2 separate regions of the Mus musculus genome follow, and region 1 is linked to region 2. A link is a loop called in an ENCODE intact Hi-C map of the cell type or tissue named here. Cell type or tissue: left cerebral cortex. All regions are shown on one strand. Links, peaks and the distances in the headings refer to the core of each region. The heading gives the core; the rest is flanking DNA.

The links. Peaks named below come from ENCODE experiments on the same cell type or tissue, not always from the same donor. Only the 100,000 strongest peaks of a DNase experiment are listed, where the experiment ranks them.
Region 1: a loop joins it to region 2, with 1.9 times the contacts of the local background. A loop is called at or near these places in 9 of 42 quality-filtered maps.

What each region holds. Positions count from the first base shown.
Region 1 is chr15:89,178,436-89,183,805 of GRCm38, reverse strand. It overlaps Plxnb2 (plexin B2), which reads left to right and starts at 3,018. Exons shown (of 38, transcript NM_138749.3): 1 at 3,018-3,141. It overlaps Dennd6b (DENN/MADD domain containing 6B), which reads left to right. Exons shown (of 20, transcript NM_027081.3): 20 at 1-1,593. In left cerebral cortex, for the core only: CTCF peaks have their summits at 1,385 and 2,140 (motif pointing left); DNase peaks (open chromatin) are centred at 2,023, 2,890, 3,594, 4,609 and 3 more places; H3K4me3 peaks cover 2,702 bases; H3K27ac peaks cover 3,813 bases.
Region 2 is chr15:89,125,985-89,131,354 of GRCm38, reverse strand. Hdac10 (histone deacetylase 10) reads left to right here and starts at 2,655. Exons shown (of 20, transcript NM_199198.2): 1 at 2,655-2,965; 2 at 3,036-3,170; 3 at 3,337-3,433; 4 at 3,664-3,761; 5 at 3,865-3,969; 6 at 4,137-4,205; 7 at 4,360-4,486; 8 at 4,649-4,714; 9 at 4,918-4,977; 10 at 5,054-5,143; 11 at 5,274-5,370. The coding sequence starts at 2,907. It overlaps Mapk12 (mitogen-activated protein kinase 12), which reads left to right. Exons shown (of 12, transcript NM_013871.3): 12 at 137-771. The coding sequence ends at 216. It overlaps Gm46530 (a long non-coding RNA gene), which reads right to left and starts at 2,816. Exons shown (of 2, transcript XR_001781738.2): 1 at 2,162-2,816; 2 at 1-289. In left cerebral cortex, for the core only: CTCF peaks have their summits at 2,638 and 2,838; DNase peaks (open chromatin) are centred at 2,677 and 2,830; H3K4me3 peaks cover 1,725 bases; H3K27ac peaks cover 1,403 bases.

The sequences.
Region 1 (5,370 bases), core at 127-5,126, 53 kb before region 2:
CTGGAGCAGCAGCCAACCCTCAGCTGAGTATCAGAAACCTGTAGGTGGGTCTCCTGACCACTTAAGACTGCTCCTCTGAGGGACTGGGCCATGTGGGTTCACTGGGCAGTGTCAGTGTCAGGCAGTATCAGGGAAAAGGGGCATTCTGAGAGGATGGGCCGTACATCCTGTGATGCTTTAAAGGGCCACTAGCAAAGTAAGTTGGTTTAGAGCTGCATGGTGAGCGTTTGTTTTCTTAGAGAGCTGCTGAGTAGCATGGCCATGACCTGTTCTGGGTTCTTTGGACTCTTTAATCAAACCTCAAGTATGTACTGCCTCGCCCTTCCCCACTGATCCTGGCTAAGCCAGACACAGCGAAGGTATCCCAGTGGTAACAGGTGTCAGCACTGTGCCTAGATCTTTGCATGTGCTCAGTTGTTTACCCCTGACCTTAGCCCATGACAGCTTGTCACACTGCCCACTCTACAGGTGAGCAGACAGATGAGATAGATGGGTGAATTTACACAGTGATCTAGGTCAGTCTAATGCAGTATCCAAGGAGGTGACCTGTTAGAAAATTGAGCAAAGGCAGGTTGAGATGGAGACCTTGTCCTTAGGAAGAATGGCATTAGCATCTCCTGGAACAGTGGTGCCAGCCTCACCACTAAGAGCCTGGTCTCTAAGGGATCTTCAGAACCATGGCACCATCCTCTGTGACAGCTGGAGCTCCCCGGCTGTGGGGACTAGCCATTTGGAGTCTGCAGAACTGTGCCTTCCATGTGCCAGCCTCCTATCCGAGTGACAGGTCTAAGCCTCCTCCGTCTTAATGGCTCCACCGTAAAATGCACATCTCAAATATCACTGCAGTGTGTTTCTCGTGCTAGTTTTCACTTGACTTTCACACAGTAGGCTTCAGGGTGCCCCACCCCACACCACCCCAAGGACCTCAGCCACCATCAGCCTAGGACTCTTCATGGGAATCAGCAGACAGATTTAGAGGAGGGGCTGGTGGGGAGGTAGAAGGCTATAGACACAACAGTGCTGCTTAGGGCACAAACCCAAGGCTGACACACAGGAATGAGCAAAGTTCCAGTTTCTTCGAGGGGCTTGTCCTGGTTACTGGTAGAGTATACCGCCTGCCTGCTGGCTTCCTACCAGCTACATCCTCTCCGACTCTCTCTCTCCCAGGATGGGATCAGCTGAGTTAGTGGAGCTTCTGTCCAAAGTAGGCTCAAGCCCATCTCTTTCCATCCATGCCAAGGGCAGAGCCTGGAGGGATGTCGAGACAGATGGCTCCAAAGAGGTGCTCCCCTCCCCCCAGCCCAGAGGTCCCTTACAGTTTAGATGCCTGGAGAGTGAGAAGCTAATCCTGGAGATTGTGATTCCCAGAGCTCCCTTGTGTGGCCAGTTGGGAGAGCGCAGTGAGCCAGCATTCAGGGGATCTAAGAGGGTTGGGTGGAGGTCATGAGGCAGCCAGCCCCAGGGACAGACCGGAAGGACAGGAGGACTCTTTTACCCTCCAGCTTCCTGCCTTTTCTATTTTGAGCCCTACTCAGTTCAGAATACTGGCCTTCCCACAACTTTGTTATTAAAATATCTTTTTTTGTTATACAATACTTGTCTTTTAATATTTTTGATACAAAGTTTGCAGCTGTGTTACTGGATATTTTAGAGTTGTGTGTGTGTGTTGGGGGCCGTAGTGTTGAAATCACTGAATATTTTGGAGTCTCTTGTATGTGGGGGGAGGGGGCGGGGTTGCTGGTGGAGGGGAGAAGGTGATTCAACCAAGCCTGGCTGCTTGAGATGGGGCAAGTTCAACTTCCTTAAAGAAACAGTGAAGTCCTCAGATTTGTGAAGTTTTCAGGTTGGGGAAGACATAAGAATTGGGGCAGATCTCCAAAGCTGGGGAGATGTTGTTCCAAGCTGGCTCAGTCAGTCACGGGCACCCCAAAAGGCTCTCCACAGAGATGCCAGAGGAAATAGGAGGAAGTAGGCAGACGGTATTCAAGGAGGGCAAATCTGGAGGCTGGCGAGATGGCTCAGGGGGTAAGAGACTGCTCTTCCACAGGTCCCGAGTTCAAATTCCAGCAACCACATGGTGGCTCACAACCACCCGTAGTGAGATCTGACGCCCTCTTGTGGTGTGTCAGAAGACCGATACAGTGTACTTATGTATAATAATAAATCTTTGGGCCTGAGCGAGCAGAGATCCTAAGAATTCAATTCATAACAACCACATGAAGGCTCACAGCTAGAGTGTACTCACATACATAAAATGAATAAATAAATACATCTTTAGTTTTTTTTGTTTTAAAAAGGAGAGCAAATCTGGGGTGGAAGAGACAGCTATTCCAGGGTAGACATGAATGAGCTGGGGTTTGGGGACTAGTTCCAAACCTTGTCCTGAGATCGCCACCACAACTTCAAGGCCTGAAGTAGGAACCCTACGGTACTGTCCTACCCTATAGACATTTTGGGGGTCGGTAAGGCCAAGGGGCCGGGAAGGAGAGTAGAACATTCCATAAGGAGAACAGAGCGGCTAGGATTTGGAAGAAAGAATCAAGGTTCAGCAGCCCTCACCCTCGGGAACGGGATGAGCGCGTGGTCCCGCCTGTTGCCAATGGTGGTGCGGTTCCTTGCGCCCCGCCCATCTCCAAGAAGACACTTGAGGCCTCGATCTGGCCCAGGCGAAGCCACCCACTGGTGCCGGGCCGCGTGCGCCATTCAGTTCGGCCTGGGGCACTCCCGGGGTTGTGCCCAGCCTGAGCGAACTCCTCTGATGACGGGGCAGTGGGAGGTGCGGGGGAACTGGTGCCAGGAGACGAGACTGCAGCAGGCAGGGAGCGCGGATTGCTACTGGGCGCGAATCTCCAAGCAAAGCGGTGTGCATAAGTGGCTCTGAGCCGAGGGAAACGCGGGGTACGCTAGGGACGCCAGCCGCCCCTCCTTCCCACCCTCTACCCCTTAGTCTCGTCCCTCCCTCTCGCCCGCCCCTGTCCTCCCCGCCCTCCTTCTCCCCTGGCGGGGGCGGGGCCGGCGGCTCCCGCGCGCTCCGGCCCCTCCTCGGCCACACAAAGGCCCGTCTCCATGGCAGCCGCGCGGGCCGGAGCGCAACGCAGAGCGCGGCCCCGGCGCCATCGAACGACGGCTGCGGAGGAGCAGGTACGGCACTCGGGGACGGGAACTGTGGGGGCGTCGCGCAGGCCCAGGCTTCGCCGTCTCCGCCACTCGGCCTCGGCCTGCGCCCCCGGACGCGGGGGTCTTAGGGCAGTGCCGCTGCGCGGAGGGCGACGCGGGCCTGCGTCTTTGCCCCGCGTCTGTCTGTCTTTCCAATCGGCTGGGCCTGGCTGTTCCTGCCTCCCCGATTGGCGACGAGGCCCTCAGCGCTGGGATGCTGGGAGACTGTCCTGGCAGGCAGGGTTCCCACGACCCGGTGGAGCTGCACCCGACCCGGTGTAGTTTCAAACCCTCCTTCACGGCCGGCGTCCCTACCGAATCGATGGACCAGAGCAAGTCATCTCTGTCGTGCTGGACCTCCAGGCCCCAGTTCTCAAGCTAAGCTTGCTCAGACGCTGGGCTCTGCTGGGGCTTTTTACAGGGGTGCTCAACCAAAGCAGTGCCCACACCTTCTGGGACAGGGAACAAGAGCCAGAGAGAACTAACACTCAGTAGTAGTACCTGGTGAGGCCCCACGCCTCCCGGCAAGATCTCCGCAAGTTTCTAGTGTAGTTCGTTGTTGTGGTGTTTGGAGAGACACTTAGGATTCAGAGGGCTTAGAACTTGTGGGTGCTTTTACACAGTCCAGTCCTTCACTTCCATATACCTTCTTAAGGGAGATTCATTGCTTCCTCTGTTTCCTGCTGTGTGGCAGGTTTGTGTGTGGGTGGGTCCTTTCTATCTGGGGTCTTCTGAGCCTAAGAATCCTAGAGTTTCTGGCCACGTCACTTAATTCCTTTTTCTAGTTCCTTGGAGAAGGCAGGAAGGGAGATCGGATTATGGCCACCATGGTGGTGGTGGTCAGAACTGTAGCTGAAGCCAGGTCCCAAAGCCAGTGTCACGTTCTGATGAACGGAGGCCCTCGGGGGCCCTCATTTGCCTTGGGGAGTGCCCCCCTCTAACGTCTCTCTTCAATTTGTATTGATGATTTTAAAGCTGAATTTCTCAGACTGCTCACAAACACCTAGAGGGTGGGAGCTGTCAGCCTGATCCCACACCCGGATGCTGTCTTGGAACATAGGGAATGTCATCAGAAAGTTGGACTGTCGCTAGCATGAGTCCTTGCTCTTTGGTCAGGAGGTGAAGTTCCTAGGAAGGTAGAGCCAACGCGTGAGTTGTTTTGTGGAATGTGCCAAACCTTATTGTGTTGTATGGAAATTGCTCGAGAAGACTAATCACCAGGTAGACTACAGAGCCTCGGCCACCTAGTCGCTCACACCCTCCCATGGAAGTGGGGAGGCCTGAGGACTGGCCAGAGGTTTCTAGCCCCAGGATCTGAGGGAAGTTACTTAGAAAAACAAGAGTTTGGAATGTGAGTTCCCCCCTCCCCCACGGGCTGCCTGCCAAGGAGGAATTATTTTGGATTATCCAGCCGAGTCCAGCGAGTCCAGCTACCCAAAGAGCAGGCTGAAGCAGAAGGGGAGGCTGAAGCAGCCATGGGAGAGGGACCCACTTCCGGGCTGAGTTGAGAACCCCAGGAGGGCGGGGTTGAGAACTCCAGGAGGGCGGGGCTGGCAAGTCCAGGCAGCTCCACCACCTCGCTCCCATGGCTGCTCAGACCAGTCAGGGGCGGTGTAGGAGGGCATGTGTCACCTTGGGTTGGAGAAGGACCTCAAGGTCGGCTCCTTTGTTGGCCCTGCCCAACCTGGAATATGCCCAGGCTCCTCTGACAAAGCTCGTGGGGGAGGAAGTATTTTAGATCTCTCTGGACGACTCGGTTCACTTCCCAAAGTCATTCCTACTATGTTTAAGGATACCTTGGATGGGTCACACTCCTGGCAGAGACCCCTTAGGAAGCACATCCCTGAGGGCTTACTGGGGCTGAACCGCAGGCTACCTTCTTGCCTTCTCACTGACCAGAGTCTCGCTGAGGGGCTGCCCCCCTCCCTCCTCATTGGGATGCGATACTGGTCAGGACATCCTACAGGTGGACAAATAAGGTGTTCTACCAGAAGCCGTTGGGGTGTTCCTGGGTTGGCTCCAGGGGCTTATGGCTTATCCAGGAGCTTGCGTGGAGAGCACACTGGGAGGGAGAGCCCACAGCTGATGCCCAAGAGCAAGAAGCCTAGGGACTTGGCCCTGGCCCCTGCTAGTGGAGCAGAAGAGATTGGATTGGAAGGGATTGAGCTGGGCTGGGCTGGCAGCCCACAGTGGCGTCCATATGTCACATGTCCC
Region 2 (5,370 bases), core at 206-5,205:
AGCTTCACAGCAGTCTTCAGTGTTTTTAAGTGGATTGGCCCACTTAGGATTAGATTTAAGGCCCATGGGGTGCTGGCTTCCCCCCTTAGTTGAAAGCTGTCTAACTCTATCGTTTGCTTCTCTTCGCTTCCCGCAGGTGTGACTTACAAGGAAGTTCTCAGCTTCAAGCCTCCTAGGCAGCTAGGAGCCAGAGTTCCAAAGGAGACGGCTCTGTGACGACCTCTGGGTGGTTTGGGGGGTATCCAAAGGAGGTTGGCTCGGAGCTTCACGGCACCTTGGCTTCCCTTCTCTGGAAAAGGAATCCTGGTTAACACCCCGACAGTGCCTGGAGCTTGTATCCCAAGTCTTCCACCTGGACATGCTGTGTAGACCCTTGAATCATGAACCCTCCATCTCCAAACCTGTTCTTCGGCTTTCGAGTGCCCCAGATGACCCTGGAAGAACATCTAAGCTTTCTGTCCAAGACCCCTACCCAACATGGGACTAGCCTTTGAATTCTGGAGTTGTACATGAAATCAGTATTCGTGAAAAAGCTTCAGAGTGAGCAGAGCTTAGGAGACAAGTGCCAGACCTGAGCTCTGCTCGCTCTGGACAATGCCAAGGCCAACTCCTGAGACGGAATGAGACAGAGGTTTTGGGGACACTGACTCAGGGACATCATCTCTTCTGGAAGTGGGTGGATTCTCTTACACCCTTAGCCTGGAATTCGAACCAGCCATTTGGTGTTGCCTAAGTGGCTGGGGGCAAATAAACCCTTTTGTAGATCTCCCATTCTGGTTGTGTGGCCCCATGCCTTGAGCACCCATCAGTTCTCCAAGCTGCTCTGTGCACAAAAAGGAGCTAACCTGAGCTCTATGTCCTCCAGCTAATAGAGGTGCCAGTCCCCTGACTCTTCCCAGGCCACAGTGCTGGTGCCACTTAGTCCTTGCCAATGCTTCAAGCCACATTAGGGCTTGGCCCCTCCCTTCTTGAATGACTGTACTCTTAAGGCTCAGAGTCTGAGCAGGAGGTCTGGAGACTGATGCAAGGGAGGATGGTGGGGAAGATGATGTTAAGACCCAGATAGAGGGATGCCTCCTTCTTTCTGAGTTTGCAGCATTTGTCTTCCAATGGTCCAGACTTCTAGTGAGGAAGGTCTTAGCTCTCTACCAGCATTTCCCTGGCAGCCTCCCTGAACCCATACTGTCATCTGCAAGCCATTAGACACGAGACCACACTTGGGCTGGTTAGATGGTCCATGTTCTTCCTCATGTCCCAAGGACAGGTGCGACAGGGCAGGACATAAGGGTGAGGTCTTTCATTCCCTTCATTTGACAAGTTCTGGGCAAATACACTTTGCCCAGTCTAATCTTGTCAGAGGAGATGCCATGACCATGGCTCCACTGCCTGAATCCCCTTGTGATAACCATGGTCCAAGGCTTCAAATACTTCACCCAGTTACAGAGGTGTGGCTCAGTTCATGCCCTACCCCACAATATACATAAACCAGGGTAGTTAATTGGCTTTTAGAAGATGGAGAAGCTTTGGGCTCCTCCAAAATCCTTGCCTGAACTCCCAACTCCTGAGTATGGCAGAGGGCACCTACTTCTAACCACTCCAGGGCTCTTTGGTTTCCCCTGTACATGATAGTTGTATGTGTTCCTATCACAGACGTCAGCGGCAGCCTTGCCCCCTTCCCCTCATCATCCTGGGGGTGTGTCTTGTCCCTTCCCCCCATCTTGAGGCATCTGTAATGCCAACACTCATTTCGGAACTGGAGACAAGGCTGGACTATGGAAATGTGTGTGTGTATATATATATATATGTATATACATATATATGTATATATACATGTATGTATATATGTGTATGTATATATGTGTGTATATATCTGTGTGTGTTTATTTGTGTGTGTGTATATATATATACATATATACATACAAACATACATATATATATATATATATATATATATATATATATATATATATATATGTATAGTCTTAGCTGGTATTTGAGCTCATGTCTCCTTTGTTCCTCCTTTCCTAAGGCCCCCTTCCCTGCTTCCTCACCCTTCCTTGCTCAGAACCCTCTACCCTTCCTAGCCTCACACTGTGCTGCAGTTTTCCTGGCTGGCCTGGCGTCTTATATAACTCTTCTATTCCAGTGGCCTCTTTCTTACCTGTGGCCTTTCTGTCAGTCCCTTCTGGAAGTTCAGTGCTTTGATCCAGCCCAGGCCAGCCCCCGCAGGCACTCACATACACACCCTGCTCACTTCTCTCCTCTCCATCTTTCACCTGCGGGAGCAGGCAAATTGGTTGTGATTGACAGTTGGCATTTCTGACTCTGTGGCCTAAACTACCAGGTTAGGCTAGGAGGATGCTGGGGGCAAGAAGGAAGCATAGCTGCGGCTGTAGCTATGGATGGCCTGAGGACAGGCAGCCCTGTCTTCCTATCCATTTCAAGAAGGACACTGGAGGCGGTACTGGTCGTAGGCTCCGCGCCACACGTAGTTGTCGGTGGCACTGAAGTTGCAGCCTAAGAGAAAGAGACAATGAGAGAAAGAGAGGCAGAGAGAGAAAGACACACAGAGCGCGCGCAATCCCAGGGGAGCTCAGCCTTTTGGTCTACTCCACCCTAATCTCGCCTAGGGGCGGGCCGGAGTCTGTAAAAGAGGAAGCCGGAAGTTAGGCGTTTGGCGTCACGCTTAGTTCAGTTTCCAGCGGTTCTCTTCTGACAATCGGGCGGGCTTGAGCCCGGACCTGGGCCTGGGGTGGTTTCCTCTTGCCCAGGTCCAGCGTGCACAACCCAGTTCGTCCCGAGTGAGGATTGTTTACGTGCATAGTTAGGTGAGACCGGGCAGTGCAATTACCTGCCGGCAGAGGGCGTGTTGCGTTAGAGCGGATCAAAGTGACCACGGTGTAGCTATGGGCACAGCACTTGTGTACCACGAGGACATGACAGCCACTCGACTGCTCTGGGATGAGTAAGTGTGTCTTGACAGAAGTAGGGGGCCGGGAGGGAACCCTGAACACTGAGATCCTTGTCTGCTCCAGCCCCGAGTGCGAAATTGAGTGCCCAGAGCGCCTGACAGCTGCCCTGGATGGCCTGCGGCAGCGTGGCCTGGAAGAAAGGTGCCTGTGTTTGTCAGCTTGTGAGGCATCAGAGGAAGAGTTGGGCTTGGTGCACAGGTCAGACTATGACAGATCTGGGGACCCGAACCTTTTATAGCTCCGCTAGCATTCCCTTGGGTTCACCGTGGTGTGGGCTAAAAGGGATTACTGGGTGGGCACTCCCACCAGGAATCTCTGCTCCTTTCCTTCCTGTCCTGCTGGTGGCCCGCCTGCTGATCTGCAGCCCGGAATATATAGCCCTGGTGCAGAAGACCCAGACCCTGGATAAAGAGGAGCTCCACGCACTGTCTAAGCAGTACAATGCTGTCTACTTTCACCCGGTGCGAGCCAGCATACACGCCCATTCACCCAGATTTATGTCCATATGCCTGCCTAGGTGCATTCACACCCAAGTCTGCTCACCTGCCAGTGTCTCCTTGTTTATGCTTTATGACCGTACCCTACCATGTTTTGCTTGCCAATGCCCCAGCCCTGTCTGCTCAGCAGTGGGAAACCTGCAACCTGGGACAAGCAGGTCAGGTCCCAGGCTCAATTGCACTCTGGCTCACAGGACACCTTTCACTGTGCCCGGCTGGCAGCGGGGGCTGCACTGCAGCTGGTCGATGCTGTGCTAACAGGAGCTGTGCACAATGGGCTTGCCCTGGTGAGGTGAGAACCACCTTCCTCCCCTAGCTGTCTGTGTGTGACCCTGTGAGGGGACAGAATGACTCTGACATGCCCGGTGTTTCCTTTTTTTTTTTTTACACCCTAGGCCTCCAGGGCACCACAGTCAGAGGGCAGCTGCCAATGGATTCTGTGTGTTCAACAATGTGGCTCTAGCAGCCAAACATGCCAAGCAGAAATATGGGCTGCAGAGGTGTGTCCAAGCTTGACCTGCAAGTGTGGGGGACCCAAACTAAATAGGAAGAGGTGGAGTTGGTGGTTAAGAGGTCCCACCCAGCTCCCTCCACTCCTGGCTGAGCTCCTAGCCTAAAGGTGGAAAGGCAGCCACTTCCAGTAATCCCCAGTACTGTCCGAATTTAGGATTCTCATTGTCGACTGGGATGTCCACCATGGCCAGGGCATCCAGTATATCTTCAACGATGACCCCAGGTGAGCTGGGGTGTGGACACAGCCCTTCTCTGCCGCTCACCATTTTGGGGATAAAATTCCAGTGGTGAGACTAGGGGTCTTAAGAGTTAGGGTTCTTTGAGAAGCTGTGGAGTTGCTAAGGGACCTCACTTCTGACCTGGCCAATTGTCGACAGTGTCCTTTATTTCTCTTGGCACCGCTATGAGCATGGAAGCTTCTGGCCGTTTCTCCCAGAGTCTGATGCAGATGCAGTTGGCCAAGGGCAGGGCCAAGGTTTCACTGTCAATTTGCCCTGGAACCAGGTACCAAGTCCCCCTCCCCCCTCCGTCCAGCCTACGTCTCCTGTGAATGTCTCCTGGGGCATTCTGCAAGAGTCTCCCTGGACTTTGGATCCCAGGGGTGAAGACCGTGATGTCCTCATTTGCAGGGCTGGTCCCCTGATGCCTGCTTTGCTTTTGCTGCAGGTTGGGATGGGAAATGCCGACTATTTGGCTGCCTTTCTGCATGTGCTGCTCCCACTGGCCTTCGAGGTGACTGTGTGGTGGGTGTCCTCCTAGGCTTACCCAGAGTCCCACTGTGAAGACTGGAGAGTTGAAAGCCACTCCAGTGTATGAATGGGAGTAGGGAAGGTGTCTCAGAAAGTCTAACCTTATGTGAGTGGGTAGCACTGGGACCTCCCCTTCACCTGGGCTATTGCTCTCTTTGGTTCCTTCCCACCGGATCCTGCCTATAGTTTGATCCTGAGTTGGTGCTGGTGTCGGCTGGATTTGACTCTGCTATCGGGGACCCTGAGGTGAGAACATGGCCTGGCTTGGGAGTAATGTAAGGTTCTGGGGGCCCAGGTCCTTATCATACTTACTGTGTTTCAGGGGCAGATGCAGGCCACCCCTGAGTGCTTTGCCCATCTCACACAGCTGCTGCAGGTGCTGGCTGGTGGCCGGATTTGTGCTGTGTTGGAGGTAAGTGCCCAAGGGCCAGGGGAGGGGAGGGCACCAGATGTGAGAGTCAGTCGAGATTAGGTGTTCTGCCTGGTACGGCCACTCACACTAGTGACATCCCTCCTCTGTCCCATTTCAACGCTCTTCCTAGGGTGGCTACCACTTGGAGTCCCTAGCACAGTCAGTGTGCATGATGGTGCAGACACTGCTTGGTGACCCCACACCTCCCCTTCTTGGGCTCATGGTGC